Regions from separate parts of the Homo sapiens genome. Here region 2 is linked to region 1. Evidence: chromatin loops called from intact Hi-C (ENCODE). Cell type or tissue: heart right ventricle. All regions are shown on one strand. Links, peaks and the distances in the headings refer to the core of each region. The heading gives the core; the rest is flanking DNA.

Region 1 (7,960 bases), core at 2,421-6,420:
CCCAGCTACTTGGGAGGCTGAGGTAGAAGAATCACTTGAACCCAGGAGGTGGAGGTTGCAGTGAGCCGAGATTGCGCTATTGCACTCCAGCCTGGGGAACAAGAGCAAAACATCGTCTCAAAAAATAAATAAATAAATTCACATACTCTCTCCATTTTATATATATGTATAAAATGTCTCTATTTATATACAGAGAGATATATACATACACATATATATAGATCTATATATCGATATATACATCTATATATCGATATATAGATGTATATATCTCTCTATAGAGAGAGATATATCGATATATATGGTCTGGTTCTCTTCTGGAGATCCCTAATATAACACTCAAAAAATTAATGAATTGTACACCCACATACACAGTAGCTTTATTCATAATACGATAGACACAACCCACATGTCCATCAACAGATGAATGGATAAAGAAAATGCGGTAGATACATTCAATGGAATATTATTCAGGCTTAAAAAGGAAGGAAATCCTGACAAGTGCTGCTACAAGGATGAACCTTGAAGAGATTGTGCCAAGTGAAGTAAGTTAATCACAAATGGACAAATACTGTATGATTCCAGTTACACAAGATAAATAGAGTTATCAAACTCATAGAGATAAAAAGTAGAATGGTGGTTGCCAGGCGTTAGGTAGAGCAGGGAATGGGCAGTTAGTGTTTAAAGGTTATGGAGTTACAGTTTGAGATGATGAAAAAGCTCTGGAGATGGATGATGGAGCAGGCTGCACAACAGTGTGAATGTACTTAATGCTAATGAATTACACATTTAAAAATGGTTAAAGTGGGAAATTTTATGTCATGTATATTTTACCACAAAAGGGGGAAATATTTTTTAAAATTAACAAATTAAGAAAAACTGTACACACTGTTTGTATTATCCCCTCAGAGCTGTATTCTTGGCAGTTGAATCTCTAGTTGGACTTGTCAGAAGATATTTTGGAGGACGCTTTCTTGAGCAACACAGTAGTTACACTGGCAACTCTACAAACATGTAGTGCTGTCTCTGTATTTTTTAGTGTGTGTTCTTTGATTTATTTTAAACCATGGACATATGAAGTTATACCACCAAATATTAGCAGGTCATTCCTAAATAATAACAGAACGGAAACAGTAATAGTTTACATTTACTTTTCCTTAATCATAGTATCTAAAGGTGCTGTATTAGTCTGGGTCCAATAACGAGATTTAAACCACACTGTAGGTTAAACAGGGAAAGTTTAATATAATGAATGAGTAAACTCTGATCAGGTGACATGCACCTGTAATCTCAGCTACTCAGGAGGCTGAGGCAGGAGGAATGCTTGAGGCCAGGAGTATGAGACTGTAGTGTGCTATAATCATAGCACCTGTGAATAGCCACTGGACTCCAGCCTGGAAAACATTAGTGAGACCCCATCTCTGAAAAAACAACAACTCTGATTAAAGTGTGTCTAGAAAATATAAGGAACCTATGGCTAAGGACCAATACTCAAAGAAGACAAACTTGAAAGGGACCCCTTCCCCAAATCTGGGTTTCAGATCTGACTGGAGCAGGTATAGTTCAGCCTACTGGATAGCTATGTGTAGAAGTTTGATGGCTTGCCCAGGCTGGATCTGGTATACAGTCAAGGGAAAGGCAGAAAGGAACCCACTAGAATGCAGGCAGGGCATAGGTCATCAGCAAGCAGTGGATGAGAGCAGAGGCAATGGTGATGGGTACAGGTGAGCCAACGGCTCTACAGAGAGCGGTGGCTCGATGGGAACAGGTGAGGAATTGGGGGCACAGGTGAGGAATTGGGCTGCTAGTGGAGTTAGGAGTGCGTTCAAGTTCCAGTTTTCACATCAAGTGAGGTGCTAGGTTATTGCTAGAACAGCCAATAGTTGCAGTGTTGCCAAGGAAGTGTGTATCCTGGTAAAGTGCCAGAGGCAGAGCCCCACCCGCTACCCTCAGGAGGCTATTTGAAATCCCCTTCCTCCTGCAATGTCCTGCCAACACTGTCTATTGAAAATGCTTAATATATTGCCCATTGCAAAGGTTAGATGCTTAGAGGAAGTCTGTCCATTGTCACAGAGTATATAGTGAAGGGTTGATTTGGAGCTGAGAAGCAAGTTGATAACTGTCACAGGCACTTCATCTCTCAGTGTCTCATTCAGTCATGTACTGATGCTCCCTAGACAATACCTTCTAATTTCTGCATTTCTGCATGGCTACTATTCCTCCTACAAAACTATTTTTTGATGATGTCTGAGTTCATCACTCTGCAAAAACTAAGTCATGTGGCTCTTTGTATTTCAAAATGAAATTGTCTAACCTGTAATTTATTTCACATGAAATATGACACTGAAAGCAGTAATGTCAAAGAAAATTTTTCATTCATTGATACCAGCAATTAATCAGAGCTGCCAAAATACCACCATTCTTATCTGTATATCAATTTCTGCTTACCAAAACACTGCTTACAATAAATTTGGTGACATCTGGCAAACTGCCTGTTGTGAGTGCTATTCATCAGCCTGCACTTTGGTCATGCATTTATTTCCAAAAACTCATAAAGCTCCTGGCCAGGCCCAGTGGCTCATGCCTGTAACCCCAGGACTTTGGGAGACCACGGCAAGAGGATTGCTTGAGCCCAGGAGTTCAAAACCAGCCTGGGCAACATAGGGAGACCCTTGTGTCTACAAAAACAAATCTAAAAAAAAATTTGCCAGGCATGGTGGTGCATGCCTGTGATCACAGCTACTTGGGAGGCTGAGGCAGGAGGACTGCTTGAGCTCAGGAGGTGGAGGCTGCAGTGAGCCATGATCGTGCCAATGCTCCAGCCTGGGCGACAGAGCGACACCCTGTCTCAGAAAGAAACTATCTTGACTTAGAAACAGATCTATGCTTAAAATTTTGTAAACACGCTGCAGAGCTTCTCAAACAGAGCACTTAATGTGTGCTCAATAAAGTATAAAATCTTCACACAGGTGAAAGCCAGAGGATGCAGCATCCCCCTTTCCTGCACTTTGTGGCAGAGTCACATCAGTCACATAGACCTGCCTAGCACTCCGCCCCAGAAATATTCTTCAGCTCAACAAAGGCCATAGATAAAGGATGTACTTTCTGAACCCCAAATCCATACACAAGAGTGAGTAAACTTATGAAGACAAAGAGCCTGAATGTTATCTGGTCCTGCTCTGGAAATCTTGGACACACAGTTAGCACCCATGAGAAACCCCAGAGAAAGATGAACCTCTAAATCCAGGGCCAGTTTGGTCTCACAAAGGCTGAGATCCCCAGATTTCCCTATGCCTGCCTACCCACCCCAGGAGAAACTGAATTGGAAGTGTGGGATTTCTACAAAACAGCTGCTAAGTCATCTAACTTCATCATCCTCATCCCACCCAGCTCACCTTTTATTTCTTTATTTTTATTATTTATTTTTTTAAAAAACGGAGATGGCGTTGCCCTCTGTTACCTACCCAGGCTGGTCTCGAACTCCTGGCCTCAAGTGATCTTCCCGCCTCGGCCTCCCAAGTCGCTAGGATTACAGGCCCGGCCTGTGTGTTTACAAAACGTGGGCCTGGCCCTAGCCCACCTTTTACACATACACCCATTAGTTCTCGAATAGGTGAGAACATCCGCTCAGGTGGCCATGGAGGGCGCGGGCGGCTTTCTTCCTCAATAATGCTTGCTCGCCGTGGACGGACCTTACTTTCTCTCTCTGTCCCCTACCCTGAGAGCTGAGTCAGAACCGCCCGTGGGGTTCACTCCGACAGCTCCCAGGCCCGCGCCGCGCCGCGGAAACCGTGACTTGCCAGGCCCCACCTCTGCACGCCCCGCCCCGCCCCCCGCGCCCAACCTCTGCGCGCCCCGCCCCGGTCCGCGCTGACAGAGCGGACCCAGGCCCTCGGCCGCCCCGCGTCATGGCCGCGCCGGCCCCGGTCACGCGGCAGGTTAGCGGCGCCGCCGCCCTGGTCCCGGCCCCGAGCGGCCCCGACAGCGGGCAGCCCCTGGCGGCCGCCGTGGCCGAGCTGCCGGTGCTGGACGCCCGCGGGCAGCGGGTACCGTTCGGCGCGCTGTTCCGGGAGCGCCGCGCCGTGGTGGTGTTCGTGCGGGTGAGCGGGCGGCGGGGCTGGAAGGGAAGCGCGGCCCAGGGTCCCGGGCAGGCTGCCGGGATGCGAGCCGCGCCTCCTGCTTCTTAGGACGGAAACGGGAAGGCAGCCTGCCCAGTCGCGGCCGCTTCCCAACTAGGGCGGGGCAGGGAGAGGGCGAGGGCGAGGCCCGCTTCCCACGCGCCGGGCGCCCGAGCCGCCGGTCCCGGCCCCGCGGGCGTCGCCTTTGCTCGCGTCACGCACGGCGAAGTACAGGGATCCTTCGGGGCCCGAGGGTGCTGCTTTACTAACTTGCCCTTTCTGCCGTTTTGGCTTTCAGCATTTCCTGTGTTACATCTGCAAGGAATACGTAGAGGATCTGGCCAAAATCCCCAGGAGTTTCTTACAAGTGAGTTTCCCAGCGTGGGCGGCCCAGTGCCCGCTTCTGCAGACCTTGCGAGCGGGGCGGGGGAGGACGCGGCTCCAGCGCGGAACTTGCAGCCTGGATTGCCCCTCCCCGCAGCTCTCTCCACCCTCGCCCCTCCAAAAGGAGTGAGACGTCAGAGATCTATTTCTGCCCTAACTCATTGGGTGCTGCCTGGTGGTAAACGTACTAACAATTGTGGTGTTGCCTGGTAACCTAGTGCCTGTTCTCAAATGTTGACTGATAATGCCCTAAAACAAATGCTGGAAATGGTTATTTTCTTCCCTTTATTTTTTGTTACACTCCAAATAGCTGCTCATTATGGGAAAATACTAATATATCGTAAAGGTGCAAATGTTTATGTTAATAGGCTGCAAGTTCCATGTCCCTAGGACAAACCACATAGTTGTTTTTCTTGAGGCACAGATAGGTTTGTGCCCAAGTGAGCTTTTTGAGGAAAGGCATTGAGCAGCCTTTATAAAACAGATGTTCTTTCAGCAGACCTTGTCAATCAGGATGTGAAAAAATAACATTGATTAAATAACTGTGCGGCCGGGCACGGTGGCTCACGCCTGTAATCCCAGCACTTTGGGAGGCCGAGGAGGGCGGATCACGAGGTCAGGAGATCGAGACCATCCTGGTTAACACGGTGAAACCCTGACTCTACTAAAAATACCAAAAATTACCCGGGCTTGGTGGCGGGCGCCTGTAGGCCCAGCTACTCGGGAGGCTGAGGCAGGAGAATGGCGTGAACCCGGGAGGCGGAGGTTGCAGTGAGCCGAAATTGCACCACTGCACTCCAGCCTGGGCGACAGAGTAAGACTCCGTCTAAAAAAGAAAAAAAAAAAACTGTGCTACAGAGTTTTTAAAAAAGAATGTCTTTGGGGAGAATATAGAGAATTATTTACTATATCATTTTGAAAACAATGTTTTGACTGTTCCTCTGCGTATCCTTTTATTCTCTTTTTAAAAATTGACATATATAATTGTATGTGTTTATGGGATACAGTGTAATATTTTCATAGGCATTTACGTTGTGGAATGATTAAATCGAGATAATACATCCATCATGTCAGATAGTGATTTTAGTTTTTTGTGATGACAGCGTGTAAAAACTAGTCTTTTAGCAATTTTGAAGTATACATTGTTAACTATAGTCACCATGGTGTGCAGCAGATCTCTAAAAGTTATTCCTCTTGTTTAACTGAAACTTTGTACCCTTTGATCACCTCCCTTTTCCTTATCCCTGAGTAACCAGTCTCTGGTAACCATCATTACACTCTACTTTTTTCGTTTCCATAGGTAAATGAGATCATGCGGTGTTTTTCTTCCTGTGCCTGGCTTATTTCACTTACACGATGTCCTCCAGGTGCATCTAGTGTTGTCGCAAATAACAGAAAAATGTCTTTCTTTTTTATGACCAAATGTGATACCGTATTTTCTTTTCTTCTTTTTTTTTTTTTGAGATGGAGTCTCACTCTATCGCCCAGGCTGGAGTGCAGTGGCGCGATCTCAGCTCACTGCAAGCTCCGCCTCCCGGGTTCACGCCATTCTCCTGCCTCAGCCTCCTGAGTAGCTGGGACTAACAGGCGCCCGCCACCACGCCCGGCTAATTTTTTGTATTTTTAGTAGAGACGGGTTTCACCGTGTTAGCCAGTATGGTCTCCATCTCCTGACCTCGTGATCTGCCCGCCTTGGCCTCCCAAAGTGCTGGGATTACAGGCGTGAGCCACCGCGCCCGGCCGATACCGCATTTTCTTTATATTTATCCATTGTTGAACACTGAGGTTGCTTCTATATCTTGGTGTTGTGAATCATGCTGTAATAAAACATGGGAGTGCAGATATCTCTTCAACATACTGATTTCATTTCCTTTGAATAAATGCCCAGTAGTGGGATTGCTGGATCATATTATATTTCTATTTTTAATTTTAATAACTTCCAGACTGTTTTCCGTAATGGCTGTACTAATTTACATTCCTAACAACAGTGTACAAAAGTTCCTTTTTCTCCACATCCTCACCAACACTTATCTTGCATCTTACTGATAGCCATTTAACAAGTGTGAGGTTATATCATTGTAATTTTAATTTGTATTTCACTGATGAGTAGTGATTTTGAGCATCTTTTCATATATCTCTTGGCTATTTCTTTTTTTTTTTTTTTTTTGAGGCGGAGTCTTATTCTGCCCCCCAGGCTGGAGAGCAGTGGCACAATCTCGGCTGACTACAACCTTCGCCTCCTAGGTTCAAGTGATTCTCCTGCCTCAGCCTCCAGAGTAGCTGGGATTACAGGCACATGCCACCACACCCAGCTAATTTTTGTATTTTTAGTGGAGATGGGGTTTCACCATGTTGGTCAGGCTGGTCTTGATCTCCTGACCTCAGGTGATCCACCTGACTTGGCAAAAGTGCTGGGATTACAGGCGTAAGCCACCATGCTCAGCCCTTTGTCCATTTTTTAATCAGGCTATGTTGTTTTCTTGCAAAGTTGTTTGAATTTCTTTTACACTTTGGATATTTGCCCCTTATCAGATGTATAGTTTGCAGATATTTTCTCTCAATCTGTGAGTTGTCTCTTCTCTGTTGATTGTTTCCTTGGCTGTGCAGAAGCTTTTTAGTTTGATATAGTCCCATTTGTCTATTTTTGCTTTTGTTGCCTGTATTTTTGAGGTCATATTCTACAAATCATTGTTTACACCCATGTCATGTAGCAGTTTTGTAGTTTTCTTCTAGTAGTTTTATAGTTTTAGGTCTTATGTGTAAGTCTGGAAATTCCTACTTAGCAAAAGAAGCATCTGAATTAATATTTTACTATACATATCTTTGCATTAACTCACACAATTTTGCTGTGTATTCCATTCCTCTAGAAGCCTATAGGTGGCATTAGAATGAAACATAAGAGTTGGGTTAAGGGATGTTGTATAAAACATGCATAATTTCTAATGATATATACATGTCCTTTTTTTTCTCCTAAGGAAGCAAATGTCACCCTTATAGTGATTGGACAGTCATCCTACCATCATATTGAGGTAAATATCTAGTACATTGGGAGACTAATGAATAAAATCTGTTTCAGACATAAAAATTACATTATTTAAACCACTAAATGTAGGCTAAGTTGGCTGAAGTTAGAGTATCATTACTTTTCTCTCATTTGTTCTTGTAAAAATTCCAACCATTCTCTCTTTTCAGCCTTTTTGCAAGCTGACTGGATATTCTCATGAAATCTATGTCGATCCTGAGAGAGAAATTTATAAAAGATTGGGAATGAAAAGAGGTGAAGAAATTGCTTCCTCAGGTAAGACATAACATGTCTCAAATAGAAAACACTGGTGGTGTATGTTCATATTTGTGTATATATGCATAGGGAAACATGGTCAATTCATAAATCAGGCTTTTTTGTTTTTTTTGAGATGGAGTCTCACTCTGTTGCTGGGGCAGGAGTGCAGTGGTGTGAT
Region 2 (7,960 bases), core at 2,532-6,531, 180 kb after region 1:
GGTAATGTTGGTAATGCTGTGACTGTTTTATGTGCAACAAATGATTAAAAGCACAATGTTACTCAGAACTAGAATTTTCAGTATGTAAGAAAAGGAGAAACAAGCAGTCTAGGTAAAAATCCCATATCTTAACTTCGAATTGGAAATATTGAATGAACTCATATTTTATCTTATAATGTGTATGTGTGTATTTCCCATCTCTGTCCACCCAAATGCCCTGGAAACAATCAAGTCCCTGGTGGCAGTGGTTCTTTATCAAAGCAGCTTTACTAAAGAATACAGATGGGAAATACCACACAAAAAATGCTCAACATTATTAGTCATTAGGGAAATGCAAATTAAAACCACAATGAAGCTAGACACGGTGGCCCACATCTGTAATTTCAGCACTCCAGGAGGCCGAGGCAGCACTTGAGGCCAAGAGTTGGAGACCAGCCTGGGTACCAAAACGAGACCCCATCTCTACAAAAAGTAAAAAATAAGCTGGACATCAGGAGGCTGAGGTGGGAGGATCATTTGAGACCAGGAGTTCGAAGTTACAGTAAGCTATGATCACACCACTGTACTCTAGCCTGGGTGACAGAGCAAGATCTTGTCTCTAAAAAAAGAAAAAAAAAAAAACGATGACAACAAAAACCCATAATGAGATATGTACCTATTAAAATGACTGAAAGTTATAAAAACTGACCATAGCAAGTTCTAGCAAGGATGTTGGAAAAGAGTTCAGCAGCTTCTTACAAAGTGAAATATACGCATACCATTTGGTCCAACCATTCCACTCCTAGGTATTTACCCAGGAGAAATGAAAGTGTATATCCATATAAACACTTGTATATTAAAATGTTCAGGACGGGCACGGTGGCTCACGCCTGTAATCCCAGCACTTTGGGAGGCCGAGGAGGGCGAATCACAAGGTCAGGAGTTCGAGACCAGCCTGGCCAACATGGTGAAACCCCGTCTCTACTAAAAATACAAAAATTAGCTGGGTGTAGTGGCGGGCGCCTGTAATCCCAGCTACTCGGGAGGCTGAGGCAAGAGAATCGCTTGAACCTGGGAGGCGGAGGTTGCAGTGAGCCGAGATTGCACCACTGCACGCCAGCCTGGGTGACAGAGTGAGACTCTGTCTCAAAGAAAAAAAAAATGTTCATAGCAGCTTTATAGCAAAAACTGGAAACCACCCAGTGATCACCACCAGGTAAACAGATAAATGGTGGTCCACCTGTATAACAGACTACTACTCTGCAATGAAAAGGAATGAACAGATACAAATCACACAGTAAGTATGCTCGGAGAAAGAACACAGACCAAAGAAGAATACAAGCTGCATGATTCCATTCATATAAAATTATAGCAACTGCAAACTAATCTGTAGTGACAGAAAGTAGATCATTGGCTGCCGGGGGGAAATGGGGCAAGAGAGAGGGCCTACAAAGGAACGCCAGGAAACTTTGTGGGGCGATGGCTATGCTCATGATTTTGCTCATGGTGATAGTTTCACAAGTGTACAAATATATCAAAGCTTGTAAAACTGTACATGCTAAATATGTGCCATTTATTGGATGTGAATTATATCTCAAAGCTGTTTTAAAAACAGACATGAGACTAACCAATTGACATGTATATTTCAATATTATTTCAAACAAATAAATTATCTTTTTAAAAAGTTTTGAAGACAATCAGGGAAACTGAAGAAGTGTCTTGGAATTAATGATATCAAGTATATTAAAAAAAATTTAATGGAGTAATGGTATTCCAGTTATGTTATTAAAAAAGAGTAGCAGGTATAACACTGTGAAACATTTATGAGTGGTATATGATACCCTGGGGGAGGCAGAAGTTGGTAGAAATATGCATGAAACAGGAGTGGCCGTGATTTGGTAACAGCTTTAAGCTGAACAACTTACTTACAAGTTCTTTATACTACTTAATTTGTATAATTTTCCATAATATAAAATTTTAATACACAGCTAAAAATAAAGAAATATTAAGGAATCATAAATCTTCTTTAGCCTACTTGTGACAGAATTTTAAAAATCAACAGAACTGAATGCTATAAATTTGGTAATTCTTTCATACTTAAGACGACCTAATACAAGTTTATAAATTCCAGAAAATTCAATTCTAGAAAGAATAGATTTTACATTAAGGCCACAGAAGTAGTTGTTATTAACAGAGTTTGTTTGTTTGCTTAAAGGACATCATATCTAAACAAAGAACTAGATCAAAAAAGGACAAGGTATATATGAAATGCAAGCTTGAAACTGTGTATAGACACATAAAGTAAAGCATATAGTGTAATTCAGATTAGTTACAAGTTACAGCCTCCTTCAGCAGTATCAGCTTGAAGCTGTTGACTGGAATGCACCTCATTCAAGAATAGAGGCACAAATGCCCCATATCAGAGGCACGAATGCCCTGCTTATCAGCTGCAGTTTCAACAAGCCACGTTGAAAGCAGCATAGTATCACCAAGGACAGGCTCCTTAACCTTATTCCCTACCCACTAAAAGTTATTAGCAAACACACACTATGACAATCCTGTGACGCATACCCCATTTCCCATTTGATTGGTTCTGAGTACAGTTTTACCGGCAGTTTTAGCAATGACTAAATATTCAACAGGAAGAGATGTATCCTTCGATTCTAGGAAGGACTCATGCAAGTATATTTCTAACAACTGAGAGCCTCATAACTGCTATTGCTTTAACACCCCCATTTTTGAGTAATTCAAAGACCTTCACAATTCTTGGTTTGTTATAAAAAACTTTTGGGAGGGAATTTTCCATCAAAATGACTTATGGATATAAGGTGGTCAAATCTATGGTAATGTGAATAATGCTATATACAAATTTGATAGTTATATATTTGTTTCTAAACGTGAAATTATAGAAATCATACTGCTTTAACCACAGTTCCCTTTATTTAGAAATGGATGAGACTAGCTAACACTGTATGCTTACCATGTGCCAGATGCTGTTCAAAATGCTTTATATTATTTCATGATATCAATAGTTAGATATAATTAATATCCCATTTTACAGATAAGAATATCGAGGCAGAGAGAGGTCACATAGTGAGCAAATAAATAGAAGAGGCAAGTTCCAATCCTGTCATTGCGTTTCCAAAGCCCACACTCAACCTCTGTGCTCCACTGAGATTCAGGGAATAAGGGGGCACAGAAAAATACCTAGATGGAAAACAGTCATGATATGCGCAGAAGAAAGATACAAAACATCAATTCAAATGTCCACATTTCCATTCATGCAATACCTTTTCACCTGAATATATGAAAGAGTGCAGTGAATCAAAGAAAGTAGGTTCCAGAAATAAAGCTTTACTAATCGGATATTTAACTGGGACAAATGAATTTAACCTAAAACATAAGAAAATCTTCATTGTTTAAGCAAATACACTAGGAAACCGATTACAATAAAAATAATTTATTGCAGATAGTTTGTATTACTGTTTGCTCACAGTTTCTTTTAATAAAGTATTTTTCAGGAAGGATGGGAGTTGATGCTCCATATTCCTGAGTAGGGAAACGCTCAGAGATCCTGGCAGCTCTTACCTTCCAGGGCCAACATCTTTTGCCCTCTCCTGAGTTACCAGCAGGTGTTCTGAACAGCACTTTTTGCTATTCCTACCACTCACTAGAGGAGTATGAATGCCTATGCATCTGCCTGGTTCAAATTCCGGCTCTGCACATGAGCCAGGTGACCTTAGGCAGGTATTGAACCTCTGTCCCAGTGTGAGAATAGCAGTAGCTCCTCCTTCATGGAGTGGCAAAGAACTGAATGAATTAAGACATGGTAGCATTTACAGCAGTTCTTGGCATACAGCAAATGCTCTAAAAATGTTATTCTTTTTCTTCTTTTTTTTTTTTTTTTTGTTGTTGTTGTTGTTGAGACGGAGTCTCGCTCTGTCACCCAGGCTGGAGTGCAGTGGCACGATCTCGGCTCACTGCAAGCTCCACCTCCTGGGTTCACACCATTCTCCTGCCTCAGCCTCCTGAATAGCTGGGACTACAGGTGCCCGCTACCATACCCAGCTAATTTTTTGTATTTTCAGTAGAGACTGGGTTTCACCGTGTTAGCCAAGATGGTCTTGATCTCCTGACCTTGTGATCCACCCACCTCGGCCTCCCAAAGTGCTGGGATTACAGGTGTGAGCCACCGCGCCTGGCCAATGTTAGAGTTATTCTTAAAACAAAATACAAAGAGTCGTCACAGGTATCGTCGGACACTAGAACACTATGCAACAAGGAACAGTTAATACTTCTGTAATGAAAGGAGAAGATGGAAGGATGGAAGGGCATTGCACATATAATTATCAGTAAAATATGTCCTATTTGAGGAAAATGGAAGTGCACTTTGGGTTGTGTGTTTGAACATAAGTGAGAGTACATTAGATTCATCTATCAAGACATTCTAGAACTGAGAGGTACACTGAATGTACATTCAGGCTAAATGCCAGAAGCCAGAGTGCAAAATCAACATTCAAACAGGGCTGACACCAGAGAGCATCGCTATCACTCAATGTATTTCTCGGATACCAGCCCAACTTTTAGAGTATCAAAAAATTATAATTGTATTATTAGAAATTTTAGTAATAATGTTAAAATTTGACAAGGCAGTGCAGAAAAAAGAATCTCTCGGCACGGTCACTCAATACCTGCATTGCACTTGCAATTCCAAATAGATGCTCACTTTCCCCCCAGGTCAGCAGAAAAGAGAGAGAAAGATTTTCCAGCTAGCTCTCCTGGGATACTGCAGACAGACAGTCAACAAGCTTTATTTTCTTTCACAGTGACTAAATATTTTTGTCTAATATTATGAATACTAGAGTATCTCAATCAATTCTATAGATTAGAACAATACTATAATTTACTCTCTATTATTCTGCCTTATATTACCTGAATTTGTATAAATGTTTATTGGCTCAAAAAGGATATAATGTTCTCCTGAAGGTATCCAGTTAACTTTCTCAACATTCATATAAACTGTTAATCTAGTTCCTTAGTTAGCTCACTGTCTAAATATTCATATTAACTGTTACTCCTATTTATTTAATGAAACACATTTCTTGTTTTGAATAATACATTGCAATTGTTTTGAATACAGCTTTCACAATCATCAATCACTGTGGCCTTTCACTCTTGAAGTAAGTAACAATAATAAGAGCAGATACTGATAAAGCACTAGCTACATGCCAGGCACCACTCTAGGACACAGATATAAACGCACGCACACACACAAAATCTTTACAAGAACCCTATAATGTAGGTACGTTATTATTCCCATTTTACAGATGAAGAAAACTGAGCCACTGAAAAAGAAATTAAATAACTTGCCCAACTAGTAAGTGGCAGAGCTGGGATTTCAACTCATCACACTGGTTCAATGTCTGTGCTCTTAACCACTAGACACCCTGCCTTTTGGCAGCTGAAGGATGAGTAAGAGACAGATAGGCGAAGAGTAAAGGGGGTTTGGGAAAACAAAGAAACAACACTTGTGAAAGCTGTATGGCAAGTGTGAGGGCAGGGGTGGGATAAAAGTACATTTGAGAACATGAAATAAAGGCCTCATGGTGAACCCAGAGAAGGCACAGGAATGTCTGAACTTGAGGGTTTTGCAGGGGCCAGACCACACAGGACTCTGCAGGTCAGAACAGGGGACAGAAAAAGGACAGGAAGACATTGGAGGGTCTTAAGCAAGGGGTGGGGGCATGACAATCAGAATGCGGTGTGAACACCACCTTGGCGTAGGTGAGGATGCAGGGAGCCCTGTGAGGGGCTCCAGTGGTGGTCCAGATAACAATGGCTTAGACGACGCTGGTGAGTGGTGATGCTCGGTATTTAGGGGTACAATCACCAGAGCAGAGGGAAGGACTGGGTTTTGGAAAGAGGAGGGTCAAGAAGACAGAAGTTCCAAGGATGACTCGTAGGTTTCTGGTTTGTACAGTTGGATGGAAACACTGAGTGAGGACCAGAGGTGTGGGGAGGAGTCAGCTCAGTCTCGGTCAGGCTGGGCACAGGAGCATCTGGGATGTCCCAGGGAAAGTGTCCAGTAGGCAGATGGAGCCACAGGCCTGGAGCCCACATTGAAGTTAAGAGCCAGAGATACATATTCCAGAGTTAGTGTGTAAACGACAATTTAAGTCACAGAAGTGCATAAGATCCTATAAAGAAACTCTACAGAAAGAGAAGGCCTAAGGCAGGGCCCTGAAGAACTTAACATTTTAAAAGACCCGAAAGACAAGGATGAGCCTGCAAAGGAGATGCTGAGAGGCAGAAGGAAAAGAAGAGCAGAGTGATCACAGAAACCAACAGGAGAGCACGTTTACGAAGAAATCAATAAAGTCAAATGCTTCTGAGAGGTCAAGAAAGACGCAGACTGCAGCATCCATTAGATCTGGAGACATGGTGACTGTTTCAGAAGGACAGTGAGGACAGAAGCCAGGCCTGGACTAAAGGGAGGAATAAGTGGAGGGGAGGAAGTGAAGAAGGCCACATGCAACTCTGAAAGAGGCAGCTGACGGAGAATGTGGGGTCCAGAGGACACTTACGCAGGAGAGACTGAGCATGTTTAAATGCTGACTGGAAGACTAGGGTTGGGAGGAAGGAGATGAATATACCAAAAAAGGAAGGAGCTAACTAACAGTATGAAGTTTTCATGAAGTCAGTAGGAAAGATCTGAAGCGTGAAGAGGTCGGGGGGGATGGCAGCCCGATGGTTAGCACGAGGGAAGGAGCCCAGGAGGCGTGCAGGTGTAGCAGTCTTGTATCTTTGGCAGTGGGAGGATGATGAAGTTGCCACCTAATGGATCATAATTACTCTGTGATATAGAAGGAAATGTTGCATCCAGAAAATGAAAGAGGACGATGGCGGAAGGGTACAGTGGGAGGCAGTGTCAGGGTTTTGAGGAGAAATTAAAACAGTCATTAGAGAAGGTGAGAGAAAGAGTGAACCCAAGAACCGGGGATCGCCAAGGCCTGGTTTCAGAATATCAGTGACCGGGAATTTACTGGGGTTCCAACCAGGCCCACGATGTGACTTGTAGTGCTCAGCTTGTGGGAACAGGCAGAGAGAAGGCAGATAGTGGAGTCACCCAGGAGGGGTTTTGCTAGCAAGTTACAGCAGCAGGTCCAAAGGGCCAGAGAGTTGAAGGCGCATGGGTATTTAAGAACTTGGAGGCCAGGCACAGTGGCTCATGCCTGTAATCCCAGCACTTTGGGAGGCTGAGATGGGCGGATCACCTGAGGTTGGGAGTTCAAGACCAGCCTGATCAACATGGAGAAACCCCGTCTCTACTAAAAATACAAAATTAGCCGGGCATGGTAGCACATGCCTGTAATCCCAGCTACTCAGGAGGCTGAGGAGGAGAATTGCTTGAATCTGGGAGGTGGAGGTTGCAGTGAGCCAAGATCGCGCCATTGCACTCCAGCCTGGGCAATAAGAGTGAAACTCTGTCTCAAAAAAAACCCCAGAAAAACAGAACTTGGAAGGGTGCTGGAGACGGAGCCGGTATCTAAGCTACATAATGAAAAGAGAGGGAGGGAGGACTGGGAGAGCACAGAGGGGACAAGACACTAGAGGTCCATACAAGAGTCAGGCTACTCCAAGTCAAGGAATTTAACAAGCTGCTGGAAAAGAGCTTGTGAGCAGAGGACAGAATGCCCAACTTTCACCCATTAATTATCATTGATATTCATTAGGTTGTCTGAACTAATTATTAATTAGTTTGATCACCAGTCATTCATACATTAAGGTCAGCCCTCTGTGATAGGATAAGGGGTTGAGATTCCCAGTCTGTGAAGAGCTCTTAGAAATCATCAAGAAAGGCCAGGTGCGGTGGCTCACCTGTAATCCCAGCACTTTGGGAGGCTGAAGCGGATGGATCACTTGAGGTCAGGAGTTCGAGACCAGCCTGGCCGACATGGTGAAATGCCATCTCTACTAAAAA

What was found. A loop is a pair of places that touch in the nucleus more often than their neighbours do. Peaks named below come from ENCODE experiments on the same cell type or tissue, not always from the same donor. Only the 100,000 strongest peaks of a DNase experiment are listed, where the experiment ranks them.
Region 2: it touches region 1 in a loop (2.7-fold over the local background); 4 of 110 quality-filtered maps call a loop at or near these places.

What each region holds. Positions count from the first base shown.
Region 1 is chr9:96,651,230-96,659,189 of GRCh38, reverse strand. PRXL2C (peroxiredoxin like 2C) reads left to right here and starts at 3,873. Exons shown (of 6, transcript NM_153698.2): 1 at 3,873-4,100; 2 at 4,417-4,485; 3 at 7,478-7,531; 4 at 7,695-7,800. The coding sequence starts at 3,909. RefSeq lists silencers at 3,785-3,874, 3,915-4,124, 4,265-4,334. In heart right ventricle, for the core only: a CTCF peak has its summit at 4,134; DNase peaks (open chromatin) are centred at 3,809, 4,249, 4,339 and 5,219; H3K4me3 peaks cover 2,352 bases; H3K27ac peaks cover 3,236 bases.
Region 2 is chr9:96,471,318-96,479,277 of GRCh38, reverse strand. The region is part of intron 5 of HABP4 (hyaluronan binding protein 4); the gene reads right to left. Among named protein-coding and RNA genes, the nearest start is that of HABP4, 25 kb to the right of the region's middle. In heart right ventricle, for the core only: no CTCF peak of the experiment used is centred there; no DNase peak of the experiment used is centred there; H3K27ac peaks cover 662 bases.